2 separate regions of the Homo sapiens genome follow, and region 2 is linked to region 1. The links are chromatin contacts, found by Hi-C or POLR2A ChIA-PET in ENCODE. All regions are on one chromosome and are shown on one strand. Each heading gives the region's core, a stretch centred on a gene start or an enhancer-like site at or near the end of the contact. The rest is flanking DNA. Distances are from core to core; before and after follow the strand shown. Region 1 overlaps FAM24B (family with sequence similarity 24 member B). Region 2 holds the start of BUB3 (BUB3 mitotic checkpoint protein).

Region 1 (5,979 bases), core at 1,265-3,764:
TGGGATAATGGAGAGGGAGATGAGGCTGGAAAGATGTTATGTTGAGATATGGGCTGGATAACACATGCGAAGGGCCCAGGGTACAAAATGTAAGGAAACACTCATTTTCAGGATTGAGCAAGTGTAGGGTTGGTGCAGAGGCTGTGGCTTTTAAGCAGAGGACTGATTTAAAAATTTCCCATATAGGGGACTTCCACTTATGGGAAGAGATACTTTTTCTTATTCTTCCTAAGTACAACTAAAATCCATGGACATTATATATAAAACAAACATAAGACTTGAATAGGTGGAGAGAAGAAGGAAGGCTAGCTAGGGACCTTGGGATCAAAGTAATAGCATGGTAGTGAGTTCCCTAAGTTTTGCTTTTTGTCTCGGATTCCTAAACTTGGAGCTGAAGAAGTGAGCAACTTGGAAACACCAATGGGTTCAGACAAAAGAGCCCCACCAAGAAACTGGTTTTTCTGGCCAAAAGACCAGGAAATGGGCAACTCAACAAGACAGAAAACTTTTAGACAATAGCTTCTGCATTCTAGGCAAACACCATAGAAAAAGCTATGGCCCTATCCCAACTCCACCAGCGAAGACTGAGTAGAGAGCCTAGATGTCTACTGTTACCAAGCTGTAAAGAAGTGTCCCAAAGCACCCCTCCACCAGGGTGGTGTCAGAGAAGGCTGAATAAAGAGCAGAGACTCACCTCTGACCCCTGTGGTATCAGTGGAGACCCCTTGGGGAGTCTGGATTTCTTCTCTGACTCAATAGATAATGGGGCAACTTTCCACTTAACTTCTGGGGTGGCATCAGAGGAGGCCTGGTGAAATTTCATGACTTTTATTATCTCGCAGTGGTAATAAGGCCACCTCCACTGCAGTGTCAGTGGAGACTAAAACAGAAAGGAATTTTCCTGTTGTCTTCATTATAAGAACCTGGTGAGTTCCTGGAGATATGACTCATGAATGTGTGCCCCCACCCAACAAAACAAAACAAAACAAAATTGGGCCCTCAGGAGTTTTTAAATATTCCGCTAGTCCCTATTCATCATCCAGGAAGACATCAGTTACCATGTAAGTGTTCTTACCAGTTGCTGGCTCTGGCAATGGCTTCTGCTCCTAAGCTGGGATTCTCTGTATTCACCTCTCTCTTTAGTTTTGGGGGTGGCTGTTTGCCCTGTGACTTCAATTTTCTGGTTGACTTAAGAGTTGTTGATTCAGCTTTTATTCAGCCACTTTATTCAGCTTTTTACTTGTTGTGAGGATGGGAATGATGACTCCCAAGCCCTTCACATGTTTGTGCAGAAACCAGAAGTCCTGTGTTCACTTTTACCCATTTTTTTTTCTTTCTGTATTGCAGTTTGGATAATCTCAACTATCTTCAAGTTCACTGATTCTTCTGTCAATCCCAATCTGCTATGAAAGCCCTTCTAGTGAATTTTTCATTTCAGTTATTGTAGTTTCCAATGACATAATTTCTATTTGGTTATTTTGATAATTTTTATCTTTATTGGTATTTTTTATGATGAGACATTATTCTCATATTTTCCTTTAGTTTTTTGGACATGGATTCCTTTGAACATATTTAAAAGACTTTAAAAGTATTTTCTAGTAGGGCCAATGTCTGGGCTTCTTCCAGAAACAGTTTTTATTTATTGCTCCCCCACTCCTTTATGGGCCATACTTTCTTATAGGCTTTTTTGAAAACTGGACATTTAAAATAATATAACATAGCATCTCTGGGAATCAGACTCTTAACTAAAACTTTTCTCTGAGGGAAACAAAGCCTGAAAAGGGGAGATTGAGTATTCCATGGCTTAAGAGAGTATTTAGGCATATCTACTTCCATTGGTGCTAAAATATATCTGGAAGTGGAATGGAATTCAGAACTCCATGAAAGAGAGCTGGTGTCCAGAGCGTTGATGTCACACAGCGTGTGTCCTGATTGGCACAGAAGTTGGAACTAGATTGTGGATATCCATTCTGCTAGCTCTGCTGGAAGACTGCTTCTAAAAGCAAGCTCTTCAACTTTGGATGTTAATCATTAGAATTTTCTTTCTCAAATTAAAGGTTTGAGAAATTCGTGATGAGATGTCCTGTTCCCTAAAGTTTACTTTGATTGTAATTTTTTTTTACTGTTGGCTTTCATCCAGCCATGAGGAGTTAGAAGGTGGTAAGTATGCTTTGGCAATCAGATTGTTTATTCTTCTCCCCTGACTCACTTTTTCCCAGTTTCAGAAAGTTAAACTAATTTATTATCTCAAATTGGATTTCTTGGGAGAATTTAAGATTTAGGAGGAAAAATGCCAGTTGTCAGAGGAAGAATTGTAAAGTTCTTTTCCTAAAACATGCATCATTTACAAAATGGATTTGCATATTCTCAGTATTGTTGGGACAGTAACATTTGGAAACAGTCATTTCCACAGAAGAGCTTTGAGCCTGATATCCAGTGGGGGGTCATTTCTGACTCTGAAAATGAGTATAGCTCAGGAGGCCCAGGTGCTGGGGAGTGACGCCATCAGCTCCACTGCAGGCCTGCTTGTTATTTCCAGCCGCATATCACACCTGTGAAAGGGAAAGATTCTTCCCACTGTTTGTCCTTCTGATAGCCTTCTCTCTGGACTTTGCATTTCCATTCCTTTTCATTGACAAACTGACTTTTTTTATTTCTTTTTTTCCATCTCTGGGCCAGCTTGGGATCCTAGGCCGCCCTGGGAAGACATTTGTGTTTTACACACATAAGGATCTGTGTTTGGGGTTTCTTCTTCCTCCCCTGACATTGGCATTGCTTAGTGGTTGTGTGGGGAGGGAGACCACGTGGGCTCAGTGCTTGCTTGCACTTATCTGCCTAGGTACATCGAAGTCTTTTGACCTCCATACAGTGATTATGCCTGTCATCGCTGGTGGTATCCTGGCGGCCTTGCTCCTGCTGATAGTTGTCGTGCTCTGTCTTTACTTCAAAATACACAACGCGCTAAAGTGAGTCACAAGTTCAAAATAAACAACGTACTAAAGTGAGTCACATGGGGAAAAGGGGATAGCACTTCCTCAGTGGGATACCTGGGCTTCCTGTTGGAGCAAGGTCATTCCTTGCTGCTGTGGCCATACCCTGGGTGAAGTCAAGAAGAACAGGCAGCTTTGTAAAAGCAAAGACAGCTGAGTGTAGAATCTTATTTTTTTTCTTCCTGGCTGGGGTTGGTAGAATGTTCTCAGCTTTGGCCTGTGAGTGTCAGCGCTGCTTGGCTGTCACTGGACCTCACTAAGTTTACCATCAGGTGTTTAATTCAGCACCTTGGCCAAGACTCCCTCTGTCCTGGGCACTGTAGGCTGCAGATTCTGTGGGGGAGGCTGCATGAACGAGCTCTGCCTTGTGCTCATGTGGAGGACGGGCTGGATTGATCTCTTCTTGCCTGAATTGGGAGCTCTCAGGATATTCCTCCATTTGTTTCTGGAGGCCTTGGGGAAAATGACTGGGGCTCTAGATCTCAGGGACAGCTGAACCGTGTGAAAAACCTGGGGAACAGTGGACAAGGGAGGGTAGGTCAGATAAGATTGCATTTTGGGGAGAAGACCCTTTAAGTACCAGAGAGATTGGTTGTCAGATGCAATTGTGTCCCCATTCTAAGGAGTTCACAATGGCACATCCCGGAGCCTGGGACACAGCCAAATGCAGCACCTTCCCATCATTCCTGCATCTCGGGGGCCTGCAGTGACCAGTTGGGTGACCTTGCTTGCAAAATCACTCACTCTTGCTTTTGTAACCTCAGTTTACATTTATAGCAATCATAGAAGAGGAAAGGATTCGAGAGGAACTTGGGATGGGGGAGAGAGCTTTAATGTAGGGCTGGTGTTCATGTTTGACTGGCTTCAGCACTAAACTCCCCAGATACCCCCCAACAGTTCTAACAAAAGGGCTGAGAAGAAAAATTCTAAGCCTGTGCTTTGTGTGTGTCTTTTCTCAAGAGCTGCAAAGGAACCTGAAGCTGTGGCTGTAAAAAATCACAACCCAGACAAGGTGTGGTGGGCCAAGAACAGCCAGGCCAAAACCATTGCCACGGAGTCTTGTCCTGCCCTGCAGTGCTGTGAAGGATATAGAATGTGTGCCAGTTTTGATTCCCTGCCACCTTGCTGTTGCGACATAAATGAGGGCCTCTGAGTTAGGAAAGGTGGGCACAAAAATCTTCATGAGCAATACTTCTTAGTAGATTGTTTTGTTATTCAAATCAAGTTCTAGTGTTTTTATGTGAGATTATATAATTTACAGTGTTGTTTTATATACTTTTGAATAAATGTACACTATTAAAAATAATCCTCTTTGCTGCCAATATTTTTTGATTGTTGATTATAAACATCCTTTGTTTAAATATATTTATTACTCACTTTGGAATGTGGGGGGGGATTAGCTTGTAGCATTGCAATAGAAGAAAGAGAATTGGAATAAAAGTGTCCAGCACATCTCCCACCCGAGAAGGAAAATGCACACTGTTCTTAGGACACTTCCAATTTCAGCCCAGCTGATCTTGTCCAGCTGGAGTCGCTCGTTTAGCTCTCGTGAGGGCTTGGATGGTTGACATCCACCGCAGAAAATGGTGTCATGTCCTGATACCTGTCCTGTTGTCCTGTCCATTTATCCAAGACAGTGAGAGGAGCCAGGCAGGACCTCCCTGTGTTAAAGTTGTCTGACCTGTGTAAGATAGGCCTGAGCTCAGTGACCTCAAAAGGACCTTTTGAAAACCAGTTTCTTCCTACTGCAATCCCCAAATCTCCAGAGCATGTGGCTCCTGCGTGGATTACGGTAACAGTGATGTGTGTTGATCCAGCCATCAACATCTTCAACTGTAACACGAACCACCAGCCAAAGGCCAAAGCCCAGACTCCCTGACCACAACAGCAGGTGGCAGGAAGCACTCCTCCCCACTTTACTCCCAGCTGCCTTCTGTTCCAGCTCCTGCCCCTGAGCCTCCTGGAACCCCTTTCTAAGCATGATTCCCTATCTGTAACCGCCATGTCCACTCCTCTCATGAACTAAACCCTTGCTTGTGACCATCACATGTATACTGAATGTAAAGAATTATTAGCTAGTAACAGGTGGTAATCTACTAAAAGGGGGTAAAAAGGAAAACAGAAGTCGCAAATGAAGGAAACAGCTGTGACAGCTAGGCACAGAAACAGGCCAGATGTGGGTGGAGGAGCTGCCTGTAGACGCCGAGCACCTCCTGGAGGCTGAGCCTCCAGCCCCAGCATGCTTGGGAAGAGGCCAAGTCAGGGCAGCCTCCAGCTGGAGGTCACCTGTCCCCCTTAAGTTTCCGGGCACTGTCTCTGTCCCCTGCCTTTGATTTTCTCTTGTCACCAGCCAGCTCTGACAGATGGAGCACATACAAATCCCCTCTTACCCCACCCAGTGGGTGGCCCAGTGCCTGGATCCAGGACGCCTGTGCCAGGGCCTCCCCATGTGGGTGACTATACCTGGTGCAGGTATTGCGGGGGCCGTGAGGGAGGTGGGACAAAGGTCTTCAGGACACCCCCATTAGCAGGAGGACAGAGCACCGCACATGGGCTTTAGAGCCCTATGGAGCCGGTTCCCATCCCAATTCGGCCTTCACCAGGGGAAGTCCCTTGACTCATCTGAGCCTCTGTGTCCTTGATGTGAAGTGCGGACTTGCACAGGTGACAGAGAAGAAGCAATGAGATGATGCAGGGTGACCCCACAGCACCCCGTGGTCCCCAGGAAGTTGCCAGAGGCCTGAAGGGGGCTTCTCTCCTGACTGGATCTGGAAGCCTGGGTCCTTTGCCAGGGCCACCTAACAGAGTGTGGCCATGAAACTCTCGCACTCAGTGGAGATGGATTAGGGATGTTGGAGATCCCAGCCATGGGTGACAAAGAGGGGTTCAGAGGGAAAGCCCAGGGTGGGAGTGGGTATCCATGGACACAGCTGCAAGCGCTTAGTAACCAGAAGGGTCCCCCATCTCAAACACCTGTGGCCTGCTAACT
Region 2 (5,979 bases), core at 2,134-4,633, 300 kb before region 1:
TTCTGGACAGTATTCAACACATCTGATAGGGGCATCATGGGTCCCAACAAGATTTTCTATAGAGAAAAAAAAAGGGGAAAAAACCCCAACATCTAGCTTACTACCTTTACTAAAGATTCCTAAAATAAACAATTAAAAGAAACATTCATTCAACTGTAATGAATTTGCCTCATCCAACCCCATGGAAATGTCTACTACAGACAGAAAAATCTCTCCATGACTACAAAGTTATCCGTTCCTCTCTGTTCACCTTACAGTGCACACTTCACATGACTCACTAGTATTGCACATACCAAAGGCTGTCTTGAATTTCAGATTACATTAACATAGTGGCATGTCTGTTATCTTCCTCACTTGATTCTAGATTTCCTATCAGGAACTGCGTTTACCTCTGTGATCTCTGCCCGTATCTAGTGCAAGGTCTGGTACAGGCTAGGTGCTCAAGAAATATCTGTTGAATAAACAAATGAATGGAGAACTCTGGTCTTCTGGATCAACAACATTTATGTTGAACATTAAGCCAATGCTGCTAAGAAACTTATTTACATGGCTAAAGGGTTATGAGAACTGGGAGTGAAGTCCTCTCATTACTGCACTTGGTTCCACTGTGGTTCAAATTTTCAATAGACATTTTCTTTTCAATTTGAACCTTCTCACTATATCTCATTTATTCCTTCAACTAACATCTACTATGTACCAGAATCTGTGCCAACTGCTAAGGATATAGGAATGAACAATATATGGTCCTGACCTGCAAACAGTAAGATTAGCCCCAGCATTTTGGGAGGCCAAGGTGGGCGGATCACGAGATCAGGAGTTCAAGACCATCCTGGACAACACAGTGAAACCCCGCCTCTACTAAAAAATACAAAAATTAGCCGAGCATGGTGGCGCACACCTGTAGTCCCAGCTACTCGGGAGGCTGAGGCAGAATTGCCTGAATGCGGGTGGCGGAGGCTGTGGTGAGCCAAGATCACACCACTGCACTCCAGCCTGGTCAACAGAGTGAGACTCTAGCTCAAAAAAAAAAACAAGAAAGAAAAAGAAAGGATTTCATGAAGTTTGGCAGTGACTTTCATAGAATAAACAGCTAATTCTCTATGTAACACTGAAAATCGAGACGTTTGCTTTTCAGTGTTTCTCCCTACCCCTACAAGTTTCTGAACAAATAGAACCTAGACTTACAAGCTTACTTATTACACAGGGTAAGCTACTGGCAAACAAAACCCAATACCTGCAGTATAAGTTACAGAAGAAGTAGCTTTCATGCAAAAGCCTCTTCTAATTGGGTGCTTAGTTTTTTGACAAAATGTGGCCATCCTCCATCCATTCTCCTGTTGCTCAACTCATCTTCTCTCTAGTCATATCTCTGTACCCTCCTATCTCCTTAGAATACCTATGTCTGATGAATACACATGCAAACAAATGTTCAGCTAGAGAGCTCTATGCATTTGGGCTCCAGTCCAATCTCTAACACTGTGCCAATGTCACCAAAAAAATTTGAGTAAGTCATTTCATATCTGGATCTCTAAGAAATTACTTAACCGAAAGGAAATGTATCATCTAGTTACTCATTCAAAAAATGCAACGGAAACATATTTTGCTAAATACCTAAAACAAACACAATTAATATAGACATGATTGCCTATTTTTTGTCAGGTTTTAAATCTACCTTTAGCTTCTGAAAACTAAATTAGCTTCTAAAAACTGAACTCTCAAAACATCAGCATTGTAGTGGAAAATCCTAATGAAACGCTGGCCAGTCTGGGATCCAGCCCACTTCTAAGGACAAAATAAAGGCCAAATACTTGAGTGTCAATTTATGTAAACACTGACAATGGCGACCATAACTGGCTTTACTGCAAAAATACATGCATAATATTCTGTAATCAGTAACTTAATGGTTATCATTTAAATTAAAAAAATCCTAAATTCAAGCCACCTGTACTTAAGCAACTTAGTAACTAAGCAATTTAGGAACCACTCTTCCTACATAAACATTTATACTTAAGAACACTAGCCAAGAAAACAAACTGGTAAAGATATGGTCACATTACCTTGATCAGTGTTCAAATCATGCATTTTCAATTGATGATCTAGTCCTCCACTCCAGGCATGCGTTGGATCCTATAAAATAGTTTTGAACCGTTTAAAAACTAGAACTTTTGAAAGGGTTTCAACATTCTTATTTCTACAAGCAAGTGTTCAGTTTATGCTCGGGATATGCACTGGGCTCAACTATTCATGGTAAACAAACCAAAAAACAGCATAAAAAAGCAAGTGGTCACTAAACTCCTGTGTCTGGAAATTAAAGGAGGGCTGCTTTATCCTAGCCAACACGCTAGCTGAGGGTAAACATACATTTCCCCTAAACGGTTCCTTTCAATACGGCAGCCAAAACAGTATTGTTGCAAATATAATGATCGTATTTTCAGAAAGTTTAGAGTTACTCCACAAGCGTGTAACAGAAAAGGGGAGACGGAGTTTCCAATGTCTGCATGTCTCCAACCCAAAACGGTACAGGTTCAAGGCAGATGCTCCTGAAAAGCTAAAGAACTGTCCAAATAACCCCACCGACAGACGCCTCTACCCAACACTGGAAAAGAAACGCTCCTCACGTGGAGAATCGTTAACACAGTAAGAGGGCAGGAGCAGGGCGGGAGGGCACCTACGTAGAAGGCGCAGTCCAGGACGGCGCCGGTGTGCTGGTACTTGAGCCGCATGGAGTTGGCCGGCACATCGTAGAGACGCACGGACGTGTCCCAGGAGGAGACAAGCAGGAACTGGGAGGTGTTGGGGCTGAACTTCACGGAGGAGATGCCATCCTCGGGTGGCTGGTTCAGCTTGAACTCGTTAGAACCGGTCATCTGCAGAACAGGCGCCCAGAGTCCCCAGGGGTCCCGCGGGCTGGGGCTGCGCACTGACAGCCTGGCACTGGGGGTCCCCCCAGAGGGAGGGGCCGAGAGGACGACCGCGAGGAGACTCTGCGCTTGCGCCTGCGCCGAGCACTCGCCCGCCAAGGTCCGGACTCGCCCCATCATCCGGCCCCCGCCGCGCCCAAACCGGCCCAGCCCGCACCGCCGTCCCCCTAAACCCAGCCCGGCCCACAGCGATGCCCGGACCCCAGACTGTTCCCTTTCCCCTCTCCCGGGGTCCCGTCGCCCCGGGCACTCCTAAAAATAAAGGGAAAACAACAGAAACGAAACGGGATCCCCTGCGAATCGAACGGCCCTGCCAGTTGCGGACCCGGGAAGTCCCTGGAGAGCCCGCTCCCGCACACCGTCGCCTCGCCTCCCTACCTTGGGCTCCCCTCAGAAGCAACGTTTCCACTACTCGCCACTCGCTGCGGCCGCCGCCGCCTCCTTGCTTCCCTCAGAACACTCGCAGGCTAGGCGAAGGAGGCGGAGAGGAAGCTCCAGTGTAGACCTGCCATTGGCTGATTTCAAACGCCAACGTCTCAGTCTAGGGGGCCGATTGGTCCGCTCAGCTGCCCAGCATCGGTCAACCCAGTCATCCTGTTCCGGCTCAAAGGGAAACCGCTGCTTTTCCGATCACGTGGGCTCATTTTACCACCGCGCTGGGGCATCAGCGTTCGAGCTGGACGCGTGGAAACTACACCTCCCAAGGAGCATCGCGCCAAGGCTCTGTTCATGCCCTCTCCCGCCTGCGTATGGCATTCTGGGAAATGTAGTTTTCTAGGGGCTGACGCTCTGCCCGCCCTCTTCATAGAAAGCGGGAAAGATCTTTACAGCTCTGTCCATGGCGCCCTCCCCTTGAAGTTAGTCTCTGAAACACAAGAATCCCATTTTGGGCAATACTTATATAGTCCTAAAGTTGTCTCCCTATCCCTGGGCGTGCACACGCCCGTGAAGCTAACCAAAAGTTGATGTAGAGGAGGAAATATTTGCTCTATCAACTGCATTATTTTGCCTTGATTTTTTTTTTCTCATTTCTTGGGAATTTCCACCTATAAACCAGGGTCTCCCATTTCCCATTGTCTCAAGTTCTGCTGAAGAAACCCATTCATATTTATATTATGCTTTATCTCTCCACCCCATCTTTCCACAAACATTTATTGAGCCTCCACTGGCGCCAGGCCTGGTGAGAGGCTCTGGAAAGATGCATGTAATCAGACCAGCCTTTGCCCTTCAGGAACCCCCCTTCAGAAGGGTGAACAGCCTGGGAGACAGTACTCTGCAATGTGTTAAAGCTCCCACCACTTCTTTTAGAGCTCTTTTTTGAAGGGTCCTGAAACGACAGCTACAAGCCTCTCCCCTTCCACTCTGTCCTGCCACTCCCCAAAGTTGCAGGCTCAGTGTGCTCCATTTGCTGTTTTCTAGAATCCTCTAGAAATGAGGATCAAGAAGGTTGCTTGAGTATGAGAAATTATTTTATCTCCATGAAAGAAAAGCAATACTTAATCAGTAGAATGAAGTGACTGAGTTATTCTTGAATGTCAAAGGCTCACTGAAAAATTTCAATTTAATCCATGCTTTAACCGCTTTTTCACTGCCTTTTGTAAAAGAAAAATATATATCGTTTTATTTGATTTTGTGTGAAGTGAGAGAAAATTGTGGGGTTAAAGTGATTAACTTTTAAGGGACATTAATGAGAAAGTGTTGATGATCTTTATGCATTCACACACCCTGAATTGGATGCACCTCTTTCTGTGATTCCTGACACAAGAAACACACATACAACAACAACCTTTCTGCCTACTGCATTGATGACATTACTGCTGAAAGACTCTTGCCCTCCTTCCTTGCCAGTCCTGGTACTTGGTTCTCTATCTCTTCTCTTTCCACAAGTTAATGGCTGAATTCAAAATTTTGAAATGCAGTTCCTTACTTCCATTCTAACTTTAGCTAAATAATTTTACCTCCTGACTTATCTGGTTCCTTCTCCCAGTTGTTTATTTAATTATATTATTGTTCCAAGATTCTGAGCATGAATTACCCACTAATAAAATCTAAGTGTATTTCATTATCCAGTGTGTGTATGATTCAGGTCCCTCTGGGCATGCAGTTGCAGCCCGACTCGATTTGAGTTTTAAGAAACGTCAATCTTTTAAATCCAGTTTAGAGGCTGAAAGGAGGCTGATGATTTTGCTGATTATTCAAATGAATTGATAGTCTTGAGACAGGAAATCTGGCAACAATGGAGTCCTGAACATTTAAATCCAAATGCAAAGTTGTGTGTGTGTGTGTGTGTGTGTGTGTGTGTGTGTGTGTGTGTAAAACCTAGTTACCTGTGAGAGAGGAATTCCTAAGAACTAATTATACTGTTGGATCACGGTTGACAGCTAGTTTCTGGATTAGTAAAAAGAATGAAATATACACATCATGACAAACTGGAAAAGGATCATTCCCTAAAATTTTAAGGGCACAAATCACTGTCATTAAGTGACTGAAATGGCTATAAGAAACCACTTCCTATAAGGGAAACCTACAGAGGATACAGTGACCCAATACTGTTAAAACCATGATCTCTTGTAAAAACTGTAATCTATTGAAATGCAAACAAAAATGATATGGATGGAATATTCCTATAGAAGCAGTTCTTTGGACGCAGTTTGGTTTTTTCGTGGAATATTCCAAGAACATTAGAAAAAATTTCAAAAGGGTCATCTGAAGCAAAAGAATTTCATTGAAACGAAGTATATGTATACGATAAATCACAAGAAAACGAATCCACTGTCTCTTTTATCTGACTACCCAATAGCATAGTTTCTCAGCATGTACTAGGGCCCAGTAAATATTTACTGATGTAAGCTCAGTTGAAATAAATGTAATTGAACTAAGCTAGTGTCGGCAGATGTGTTCTTGGGTAACATCCTTCTGACATCACCCTGGAATAGATTGTGATTTTTATGAAATCTAATGTGAGAAGAAAAAACATGATCTCAAAATGGACAACATGAGATAGAATATGTTTGGCCAGTTTACAAAAAATACTGCGAGTCACATAGATGTTTACAGA

The links. Hi-C counts contacts between places; a loop is a spot of excess contacts on that map. ChIA-PET counts read pairs that join two places held with the same protein, here RNA polymerase II (POLR2A). Pooled maps may share reads with other maps.
Region 2: a map of endothelial cell of umbilical vein shows a loop between it and region 1 (4-fold over the local background). The contact joins the promoter of BUB3 here to the enhancer-like site in region 1. A Hi-C loop is called at or near these places in 2 of 168 maps with a recorded cell type or tissue (IMR-90 and endothelial cell of umbilical vein) and 2 of 50 pooled maps. POLR2A ChIA-PET finds 5 or more read pairs at or near these places in 1 of 52 experiments (activated CD4-positive, alpha-beta T cell).

Annotation. Positions count from the first base shown.
Region 1 is chr10:122,847,411-122,853,389 of GRCh38, reverse strand. It overlaps FAM24B (family with sequence similarity 24 member B), which reads left to right. Exons shown (of 4, transcript NM_152644.3): 3 at 2,840-2,966; 4 at 3,951-4,312. The coding sequence starts at 2,875. The coding sequence ends at 4,143. All of the region lies in intron 2 of FAM24B-CUZD1 (FAM24B-CUZD1 readthrough), which reads left to right. Among named protein-coding and RNA genes, the nearest start is that of CUZD1, 4.5 kb to the right of the region's middle. RefSeq lists an enhancer at 5,796-5,979. Within about 2 kb of position 2,514, at least 4 of the 41 ENCODE cell types and tissues checked have a DNase peak (open chromatin) inside an H3K27ac peak, as active enhancers do; they include endothelial cell of umbilical vein, where a contact is called at or near this core.
Region 2 is chr10:123,151,806-123,157,784 of GRCh38, reverse strand. BUB3 (BUB3 mitotic checkpoint protein) reads right to left here and starts at 3,383. Exons shown (of 8, transcript NM_004725.4): 1 at 3,300-3,383; 2 at 2,673-2,867; 3 at 2,058-2,127; 4 at 1-56. The coding sequence starts at 2,867. RefSeq lists enhancers at 2,733-2,802, 3,533-3,692, 3,529-3,698, 3,418-3,712 and a cis regulatory region at 3,613.